Regions from separate parts of the Homo sapiens genome. Here region 1 is linked to region 2. The links are chromatin loops, found by intact Hi-C in ENCODE. Cell type or tissue: PC-3. All regions are shown on one strand. Each heading gives the region's core, and the rest is flanking DNA. Links, peaks and the distances in the headings are about the cores only.

Evidence for each region. Peaks named below come from ENCODE experiments on the same cell type or tissue, not always from the same donor. Only the 100,000 strongest peaks of a DNase experiment are listed, where the experiment ranks them.
Region 1: it touches region 2 in a loop (2.7-fold over the local background); 1 of 110 quality-filtered maps calls a loop at or near these places.

What each region holds. Positions count from the first base shown.
Region 1 is chr10:74,967,390-74,972,709 of GRCh38, forward strand. It overlaps KAT6B (lysine acetyltransferase 6B), which reads left to right. Exons shown (of 18, transcript NM_012330.4): 5 at 2,271-2,386; 6 at 2,631-2,712; 7 at 5,118-5,250. Among named protein-coding and RNA genes, the nearest start is that of SNORD172, 52 kb to the right of the region's middle. In PC-3, for the core only: a CTCF peak has its summit at 2,334; a DNase peak (open chromatin) is centred at 1,142; H3K4me3 peaks cover 1,317 bases; H3K27ac peaks cover 1,302 bases.
Region 2 is chr10:74,872,765-74,878,155 of GRCh38, forward strand. All of the region lies in intron 3 of KAT6B (lysine acetyltransferase 6B), which reads left to right. Among named protein-coding and RNA genes, the nearest start is that of KAT6B, 49 kb to the left of the region's middle. In PC-3, for the core only: no CTCF peak of the experiment used is centred there; a DNase peak (open chromatin) is centred at 3,317; H3K4me3 peaks cover 400 bases; H3K27ac peaks cover 1,505 bases.

The DNA.
Region 1 (5,320 bases), core at 321-5,320, 95 kb after region 2:
CAGAGGTAAGGAATTACTTGATCAGTAGCATTGCTTTCCTTTATCTAATTACTATAGATTGTGCAGTAGTATATCAAGACACGTTACGGTCTTTTGTGTTATTTTAAAGTTGGCCATGAGAAAATAAAATGGAAATATTTCTTCATCCCTCAGCATCCTTTACAGAATCATAGAAATTTAGAACTGTAAGGGATCTATGGCCAATTCTCTTGAGCTAAATAAAGGTAAGATTGCTGCCTAAAGGAAAGATAGGCTGAAGATTTTAGAATTTGATAGGGTAGCTTAAATAGTAGTAGTTGAGATACAGTATTGCTTAAAGTGAGAGAAACCATTAAGAGAAAGAATATTCCTTGCCCCTGATTGAAAATGGCTGAAATCCACTAATTTTCAAACTGCATAATTATTAAAAAGTCTGTCTTTCATAAGATACCTGTGAGAATAAATAGTAAGCTGTAATATGATGTGAATTACCTTAGTTACTGAATATTAAGTCACAAAGTACAAAAGCAGATTTGAATGTAGAGAAAAATTCAGTGCGTGAAATTGAGGTCATATGTGCCCATGATATATGCCTTACAGGAAGTAATAAAAAAGAGGGGGGAAGTAAGTGGTATACTTTTAAGCTGATGGGATCCATTTTAAGGGTGGAATTTAAATTGCTGTTCTTTAAAAGTTAAGTTTTTACCCTCCTCACTATATAAGGGGACAGAGGGGAGGGCTCTGATCAAAGTAGACCTCTCCCCTCCCCGCTTCAGTGTGCTTCTTAGAAGTCGACAAGCAAGCTGTCTTTGTTTGCCGTTCCTGAGCAGAAAGAGGAGATTGATACCATTTTTATCTATTCAGACTTTTTCCTTGCATTCATTTGAATGAGAGAAGCCTCATAAAAGAACAGTGTCACAGGTTAAATGCATCTGCCTGGGTGTCTCTCCTGCCTGAGGTCATAATCCTGTGACAATATTTTATTTTCTCAACATCTTAAATACAGATGTTTAGAGTTTTTTTTTTTTAACTCAGGAATAGTGTGCTTTTATTAACGGTATTGGTGATTGATTTTGAATGTTTTTACTTCAAAAAGCCAAATCTCCTGGTGGGTGGAATTTTATGAAGCACCTGTTAAGCTTTAGGGAGGAGGACCTTTTTGGCAGCAATCCAAAATACATATTTAAACAATGAGCCTGCCAAAGTCAGGAAATTATAAAACAGTTTTGAAATTGCAGAATCTGCTTTTTTTTATTACCCCTCAGGTTTCCTTTGCAGCTTGGTTGTAAGTTCTTTCACATGGGATTTACTAATGTTCTTACTATTTAAAGACCAGGTTTAAAAAAATAAAATCAAGTTTGGAGATCTCTTCGGGTTTATGTGATAAAAGACCATTAGATTTTAAACTGTACAGCCTTCCAAAGAATCTAGGCTCACGCTCCGCACACCTCTTGGAGGAATCTATTACACACTGGCTCATGGCTGGCTCCTTTGAATGGCATTGCCCCTCAGGGTCTCCAGTTTTCCTCTGTGAAGTGAGCAGTAAGACCTGGTGTGTGGAGCGCTGCTAGGTGAAAAGTGTGCCCCAAACAGGAAAATGGGGGAACCTGCTGAGGCCACACTTCTTGGTGGGTCCTGTTTAACCTGGATCTCTCAGCTTCTTAACTCTGTCTCTCAAATTCACTGTTTTCTGCTCCTGCTTCCAGAGTTTAAACTCAGTGACCCAGGGGCAAGATGGCAATGGAATATCCTCTGTCTAGCCCAGCAATGGGATGTTCTTTGTGTGCTATTGGATTTGGGTGGGGGAGGGCATCTGTAGTTATGTTAAGCAGCCTCAATTTTTTATTTAGTTATCTGTTGAGTTTTATGATTTCATCACACACAGAGAGCAGGAATTGTTTGAACTTTGGCAACTCCCCTCAGTGTGTGGCAAACCAGGACCCCCTGGGTAGATGGTGGTTGATGAAGACGGCAAGTACAGGTGCAGGAGTAAGAATGCCTGAGCCTGTGTTATCTTCAAGTTCTCAAAGGCTTCAGATTGGAATTGGTATAAATTAAGTTCTCTTAGGGAAAACATTCGTACAGTCATTTTGTTACATACAGGGAAAGAAGGCAAGGGGAAAAGGCAGAAAGGAAAATCTGTAATTCGGATTCTCTGATCTGTTGGCATTTTCAAGTTCCTAAGGTTCATTGGCTAGCCTCATCAGCTATCTATTAAATATTAGGGAATGGGAGTTTAAAAAAGTCAAAGGCACCATTCCCATCAAGCAATTTGCTTTTTATTCTCATAGGACACCCATCCTGTTTGAAATTTTGTCCTGAATTAACAACAAATGTAAAGGCCTTAAGGTGGCAGTGCATCGAATGCAAGACATGCAGTGCCTGTAGAGTCCAAGGCAGAAATGCTGTAAGTATGGCTCCCGTAATCCGCCTCCAGGTAACTCGCTAATTTCCAGTGTTAAGGTGTTTTCATTTTTATAGAGTATGGCTACTTTCTTTCTAAAGCTTTAAATACACATGATGTCAAACTGCAACCAGGATCTTGGTGCACTTTCCTTATATTGTATTAATGTTAATCCAGTAACAAAAGAATTTTTGGCCTTTTACAGTTGGTTTCAGTCTCAATTAGTCTCTAATATGTTATATTACAGGATAATATGCTTTTTTGTGATTCCTGTGATAGAGGATTTCATATGGAATGCTGTGACCCACCACTTTCCAGAATGCCAAAAGGTGAACTTCTAAACTGTACTAAAAATGTATTTTATTACATATTGGTTAGCTTTGTCCTGAGGTCTGACAGCTCAGAGGTATACAGGTTCTTTAAGCATTTTTTTCATCCCTCCCACCTTCCCTATACTTCTGAGTTTAGCACAGGTTGTGAATAGAGGAGTATAAAAGCATAGAAAAAAATACATATATATATGTGTATATATATACATATATATAAAATAAAGGCTCTAATTCAGACCCAGGGATGAAAAGACCATCTCTCTCTCCAAACCATTCCCCTATTAGAATAAGATTAGATTATTAAGGTCAAAAGTTTAGAACACTTTCCATATTATTCAGCACAGTGTTAAGAGCTTAACAAATTTTATATTTTTGAGGATGATAGTGACTCCAAAGTCCTACAACAGGAAGCCATCACCATTTTCTTGGCCATTAGTTGATATTTTGAACACGAGCATCTGAATGATCTTATAGCTGATTGTGTCTGATGGAATGTGGATTTTCTTCTGTTTATTGTGTAAATCAGCTAAGCTCAGCCTTTTCCCCTCATTTTGCAATATATTAAACATTTAAAAATAACTTTGCCTTTTTATTATAAAATCCATAATTTACATTGTGGAAGATTTAAAAAGTACAGATAGACAAAAAAGGAATAAAAATAAAAATGAATTGGAAATTTCCTTCTCTGCCTTCACATACCCTTTGAAGGGAAATGGAACATTCTGTACATGTTTTTGTAATGTACTTTTTCCTCCCTCTTAATAGATTATAAGCATCCCCTACATCATTAAATATTCTCCTAAACATAGTTTTTAATAAGTATGTAGAACTCCATAGTATAGAGCAGGGATTACAAACCTGGCAACTATGGGTCACAGATATGCTTTGTTGGTACAATATTTTTACAAGTTTGAATCTGAGTCCTCTGGGTGGTGCGTGTGTGCTCCAGTTTGCCACAATCTCACTACTCCCTGCTGTCTTACGTTCCAATTTGCTTCAGTCACATACATTATACAATCTAGGTCCTTCCTGGAGGTATTTGATTTTCCAACCCTCTATATAAATGAACTCTAATTTATTTAACCAGTCCCTTAGGGTGGATATTACAAATGTTTCCAATTTTTTCCATCCACAATTATTTCCTTGAAATAAATTCCTAGAGGAGGAACTGTTGGATCAAAGGCTAGATACATGAAAGGCTGTATCAGTTTTCAGGCTGTCCAGCAGTATAGAAGGATACCTATTTTCCTGTATTGTGACCAGTACTCACCGTTACTATATCTCCTTGAGTCTAAGACACATTTTTTTAATGTTTTAATATTTTTGAAGTCAGATGCATCATACAGTATCTTAGATTTGATTAGAGTATTATTATTTTTAAAATTTTACCAGTTTGATAATAGAAATATGTCTGATTATTTCTTTTTAAGTAGTCAGATTGAACATTTCTTGTGTTTTATTCTTGGCTGTTTGTATATCATCTTTTCTAAAGTACCTCTTTTTATCCATTAATCATTTTTCTCTTGGGATTTTTACCTTTTTCTTCCTGATTTGCAGAAGCTCTTTTTTTGTGTGTAGTCATATTCATGAATCTTTTTATTTATGGCTTCAGTTTTAAATGTCAGTCATGCTTAGATTATATAAATATCCACATATCTTTCCTGGTACTTATAACATTTTATTTTTTCATATTACAATATTCATCTGTCTAGAATTTATTCTTGTAAAGGATAGGAAATAATTCCTCTTCCAGATAGATAGCTATTTGTTCTATCATGCTTATTGAATCATTTCATCCTTTCTCCACTGATTTAAAATATGACCTTTTGATATGCTAAACTTTTCTGTAGGCTTTGGTTGTTCTGGTCTTTCCATTCTTATCCATTGACCTATTTCTCTATGCTAGATGTATAGTTTGAATCATTGTAGTTCTGCAGTACTCAAAACTTTTATTTAAATTTTAAAATTATATTTTATACTGATAATTTTTTTTTAGTGTTGGAACTTTCCAGAAAGAGATGATAAGACAATTTTTTTTTCTTCTAGAAATTCCAAAAATGGACTGATTTGAAAATGTCTCCCTCAAATCAAAAGATATAATATCTGACAGGGGCGAGTTTTCATGTGTGTTTATGTGTTGGTGAGAGGCTTAATGACATGTTGGGAACAGCTTCATGGAAGGATTCTGAGAGAGGGGCCACCTCTGCCCTCACCACCTTCACTCCAGGGAAATTGACCTTAGTGATGGCTTCCTAAGGAAAATGACAAAGGGAATGACGCATTTTTTGGAGTAAAGTTCAGCATACAGGCATCCTTGAGCAGCTTATTACAGCTACAACTTATATTTAATATCTTCTCTTAAAATGAAACATTAAAATATTTTTCTCATATATATATTAATTCAGGGATGTGGATTTGCCAAGTCTGCAGACCAAAGAAAAAGGGAAGAAAACTACTTCATGAGAAAGCTGCACAAATAAAACGACGATATGCAAAACCCATTGGACGACCGAAAAATAAATTAAAGCAACGATTGTTGTAGGTTGAGATCTTATCAAAAGAAATCATTTATGTTTTGCTTTAAAATATAGGTGATTGTTATTCTCTC
Region 2 (5,391 bases), core at 236-5,235:
TTGGTCTTCCAAAGTGTTGGGGTTACAGGCATGAGCCACTGTACCTGTCTTAGTTTATGTTTTAAAGTCATCGAGAGACATGAAAACTAAATGGTCCTAGGTTGGAGGAAGAAAACTTACTGTAAAGGACAGTATTGGGGAAAACTGGCAAATTTGGAATATGTACTGACTGTTAGATGATACTCTTATATCAATGTTAAGTGTCCTAAGTCTGATAATACATTATGGAAATGAAGAGAATGACCTTGTTCTTAAGCGGGGTGAATGATCATGGTCTTTACAACTTATTCTCAAATGATTCACAAAAGAGAGATAAAGCAAAAGTGGCCAGTTTTAAAGGGCATATGGGTGTTTATTGAATTATTCCTGCAACTTTTCTATAGGTTTGAAATTTTTTCAAAATAAAACTTTTTTGCCCAGGCATGGTGGCTCACGGCTATAATTTCAGTGCTTTGGGAGGCTGAGGTGGAAGTATCGCTTGAGGCCAGGAATTGGAGACCAGCCTGGGCAACATAGAGAGATCCCATCTCTACAAAAAATGAAAAAAAAAAAAAGCCAGATGTGATGGCATGTGCCTGTGGTTCCAGCTGCTCAGGAGGCTGAGGCAGGAGGATCGCTTGAGCCCAGGAATACAAGGCTGCAGTGAGCTATGATCATGCCACTGCACTTTAGTCTGAGCAGCAGCAAAATAAATAAATAAATAAATAAATAAATAAAATAAAACTTTTTAAAGGTCACCGAGGCTGCTGTGTGGCCAGGGGAGCTATAGAGGAGCAAGGGTAGAGGAGGGCAAGCCTGGGAGGAGGCCTTTGTGAGGATGGAGGCATAGACTGGGGTTTTGACAGTGGGGATGGAGAGATGAGGACAGATCTGAAATATGTTTTGAAGAACATATTTAACAGAACTTGCTCATGGATTGGAAGAGATTTTAGGGGAGAGAGAGGGAGGTAGATGTTCCCCACTTGGTGCACCCTGATGGTTGCAGACTGAATTCCAATAGAATCTTCTCCCCAAGGTCTTTTTATTCCCTCTCTCTTTTCCTCAATTCAGCCACTCTATGAGTAGTTAATACAGGTATTTATTTCACAGATGAGGTGAGACTCAGGGAGATGAAATGACTCATTTAGAGTTATCAGGTGCAGACAGAAATTTTACTCTACCCAGAAAACCAAAATATAGGCATGAAATCAGTGTTCTTCAAACTGAATTGTCTCTCATTAATTGATTGTGAAATCAACATAATGAGTTCCTATCAGCATTAAAGAAAAAAAAAAGAGAAACAGAATAAAAATATAGCATGCCTTGTGTAAAAGGGTAAGTAATGTTTCATGAAACTTCTATTTTAGTTTAATATTCACATATGTGTATAGTAGGTCATGATGTGAACGTATTTCTTACTTGAAGTTATGAAAAATTGGAAAGGCACATACAGGATCATTGTAGAAGGAACTTATGTTATCACAGAGGTCCTGTAGTCCCCATGGGAATAAGAAAGCAAAAGACAAATTCACTTGGGTGGTTACTGTAGGTTGTCATATGTTGTTTATTTCTTCAGTGACTGATAGGCTGTAAGTCTGTCAGTTTCTTAGTTGTTTTCTTAGTTGATTTTTCTTTTCTTTTCTTTTCTTTTTCCGAGACAGAGTCTTGCTCTGTCGCTCAGGCTGGAGTGCAGTGGCGCAATCTCGGCACACTGCAACCTCTGCCTCCTAGTTCAAGGGATTCTCCTGCCTCAGTCTCCCGAGTAGCCAGGATTACAGCCATGCGCCACCACACCCAGCTAATTTTTTGTAGTTTTAGTAGAGACAGGGTTTCTACCATGTTGGCCAGGCTGGTCTCAAACTCCTGACCTCAAGTGATCCACCTGCCTCGGCCTCCCAAAGTGCTGGGATTATAAGCGTGAGCCACCATGCCCAGCCTTTCTTAGTTGATTTCATAGTCATCCTGTACTTCCAGTCTTGCCATTAGCAAATATTGAGTACTTGCTGTGTGCAGGGTTAGAAGTTACTTCTTTGTGTGAGATCTATGTTTTGTGTGTGGGTGGTGTGTGTGGGGTGTGTGTGTGTGTGTATGTGTGTGTGTGTTTGTGTGTTTAAAAGTAGACTTTTTTTTGAAGAGCAATTTTAGATTTACAGCAAAATTGAGTGGAAGGGGCAGAGATTTCTCATGTACTCCCTACCCCTACACATGCACAATTTTCCCCATTATCAACCTCCCCCACCAGAATGGTTGTTACATCTGATGACACATTGTAATTGCACAGCCTTATCACCCAAAGCCCATAGTTTACATTAGGGTTTACTCCTGGTGTTGTATATTCTATGGGTGTGAGATACATGTTTAAAAATATTTTGTATTAGATAAATTGGGGATAATAGTCATTTCAAGAACAAAATGTTGGATAAATTAAATTAGCTAATAAACACAGAGTGCTTTAAACATTCCTAGTGCAAAATAAGATCTTGTTGTTTGTGGTGGTGGTGGCTATTCAGGCTTAAGGTCTAGATTCCACTTAGTATGTAAGTAAATAATAGCAATCCTGGCTGTCATCTGTATGTGTAATGTAGTAATCAGTTTTGTTTAGCTAGTTCTTATGTGTAGCACATTAAAGCAATCTTGAATAGTGAGGGGACCTCATTACTAGATTACCATTAAATGGTAATGTTAAGTGACCCTGAAACCAAAGTAATGGAAAATTGTCTTCCTTTTTTTCTTTTTTTTTTTTTTTCCCTTGAGATGGAGTCTTGCACTGTCACCCAGGCTGGAGTGCAGTGGCTCATGGCAACCTCCACTTCTTGGGTTCACGAGATTCTCCTGCCTCAGCCACCCAAGTAGCTGGGATTACAGATGTACGCCACCACACCCGGCTAATTTTTGTATTTTTAGTAGAGATGAGGTTTCACCATGCCGGCCAGGCTGATCTCGAACTCCTGAGCTCAAGTGACCTGCCCACCTCAGCCTCCCAGAGTGCTGGGATTACAGGCATGAGCCACTGTGCCCAGCCTGTCTTCCTTTTTCTCAAACATTTAATTTGCTGTTTCTTGATCACATATCATCCTTCTTTCCTTTCAAGGTCAGGGGAGATAATTTTTTACTGTATGTACTGCTGCATCTTCACACAAATTATCATCTGAAAAGCCTTCTCAGATTTGACAAATGAAGTCTCTTTTCATTCCCAGGAGGAACTTGTTAAACCAATGAAGTTCAAAATTCTAATTCCTGTTCCTTTCTAGTGTGCACCACTTTATTCATCTTGAATAAACATACAACCTCAAGCATCCTACAAGGCAAATAGATTCCTTTTTAATTAGTGGCTCTATACACAGAGTTTTATCATCATGAAATTTATAAACCAGGAAGGGAACAAATATTTACACTTGCAACTTCATGTCAACATTGCCTACTATTTGAAGAGCTCTGAAATTGTAAATGTATCACCCCCTCCTTCTTCCCCCACTCCCCACCCCTGCCGGCTTTTAAACTATGGCAGTAGAAAAATAGGTTTCAACTTTCTAGGAGCACATCTCTCCTATGTGGGGAATGTGGCAGATTCTTTATATAAGTGCTCTTTCTTTGTGACTGGCATTACTTTTTTTTCTCACAAAGATTTGTTTCAGAAGCTAATCTTCATTTTTTTGGTTGTTGCTTTTTGTAGTACTATTTCTAAGGCATCTCCAAGTAGAAAGGCAAAATTTTATTTTGAGAAGTTACTGCTTTCATAGTTACACAGAATTATTTCTCAATTTAAGTAGGCCTTTTATTCCAGGACAAAATTAAGCCAGTCAGAAGGTTTCTGGGAGAAAAATAATGAAGAGCTGAGGTTTTGTATGTTAATGTGGGCAGTCTAATGCTTGATAAAAGAAAACTTTTGGCTGGGTGTGGTGGCTCATGCCTGTAATCCCAGCACTTTGGGAGGCCGAGGTGGTCGGATCACCTGAGGTCAGGAGTTTGACACCAGCCTGGCCAACATGGTGAAACTCCATCTCTACTAAAAATACAAAATTAGCTGGGCATGGTGGCGCATGCGTGTAGTCTCAGCTACTCGGGAGGCTGAGGCAGGAGAATCGCTTGAACCTGGGAGACTGAGGCTGCAGTGAGCTCAGATCGCACCATTGCACTCCAGCCTGAGTGACAGAGTGAGACTCCATCTCAAAAATAAAATAAATAAAATAAAGAAAACTTTTTTTTTGTTTGTTTGGCCCTTGTCAGGGACAGATTCCGTCTCAGAAAAGTCTCGCTCTGTTGCTCAGGCTGGAGCGCAATGGTGCAATCTCGGCTCACTGCAACCTCTACCTGCCGGTTCAAGCGATTCTCCTGCCTCAGCCTTCCCAGTAGCTGGGATTACAGGCATGCGCCACCACGCCTGGCTAATTTTTGTATTTTTAGTGGAGACAGGGTTTCACCATGTTGGCCAGGCTGGTGTCAAACTCCTGACCTCAGATAATCTGCCCACCTCCGTCTCCCAAAGTGCTGGGATTACAGGCATGAGCCACCACACCCAGCCAAGAAAACTTTTAAAGATGTGTAAATATGCAGTGATTTAAAAATCTCAGTTGAAGCTTGTTAAAATGTATCAAAATAATTTAGGAAAAGGGGGGCTGATTTTGCCAAAATTTGGGAGATGCATACTTTTTTTCAAGGCTTTACTGCAGTTTTAAAAAATATTTTATTGTTTTGTAGGCAGCTTCTGAACCAGAGTAGGCTCAGAGACTCCCTTTATTGCAGTTTTGATGCTGCAGAAAGTGACTGCTTAATTTCAGCTGTTGAGGATGTTGGTTATACTATGCCTGGATCAAAAAAATGATTTTACATTGCTTAGTTTGTTAAAATATGTTTAATAGGTTAATCTTTTTTTCAAAGCATCAAAAATAATTAAGATGAAATATCAGATAAACCCTATGTCTAGAATGAATAATTTAGTTCTAAACATCCTGGATGCTAAGGAGAAAAGAACAAGATGTTGGTTTATAAAATTCTTATTGTCAAATAAAGAAGCATAGAAGTTTGAAGAAAGATAATTTTTTTGTTTTTATTTTTTCTCTCTGAATTTAGGAGTAATTTATGTTTGGGTTCTAATCCTATGTTATCATCAAAGAGTAATAACATTGGCAATCTTCCCTCCCATTCTGCTTCATCCTCCCCACTAAAGGGAAATACCAGATTGTAAAAGAAAAAAAAAAAGCATGCTGGTTGTATAAAAAGAAACATTTTAAACAAATAAGAAATATATATATTGAAATGCAGTCTCCCTGAATGATGCTAAACCCCTGTCCAAGTAGGCATTTCTCAGCCCACAGAAAGGGATGGCATTAAATCACAGCTCAATGGAGACATTTTTATGAGGAGCTGTGATGGTTTGTGTTTAGCAAACATGTATTGGGCATCTCAGATTTG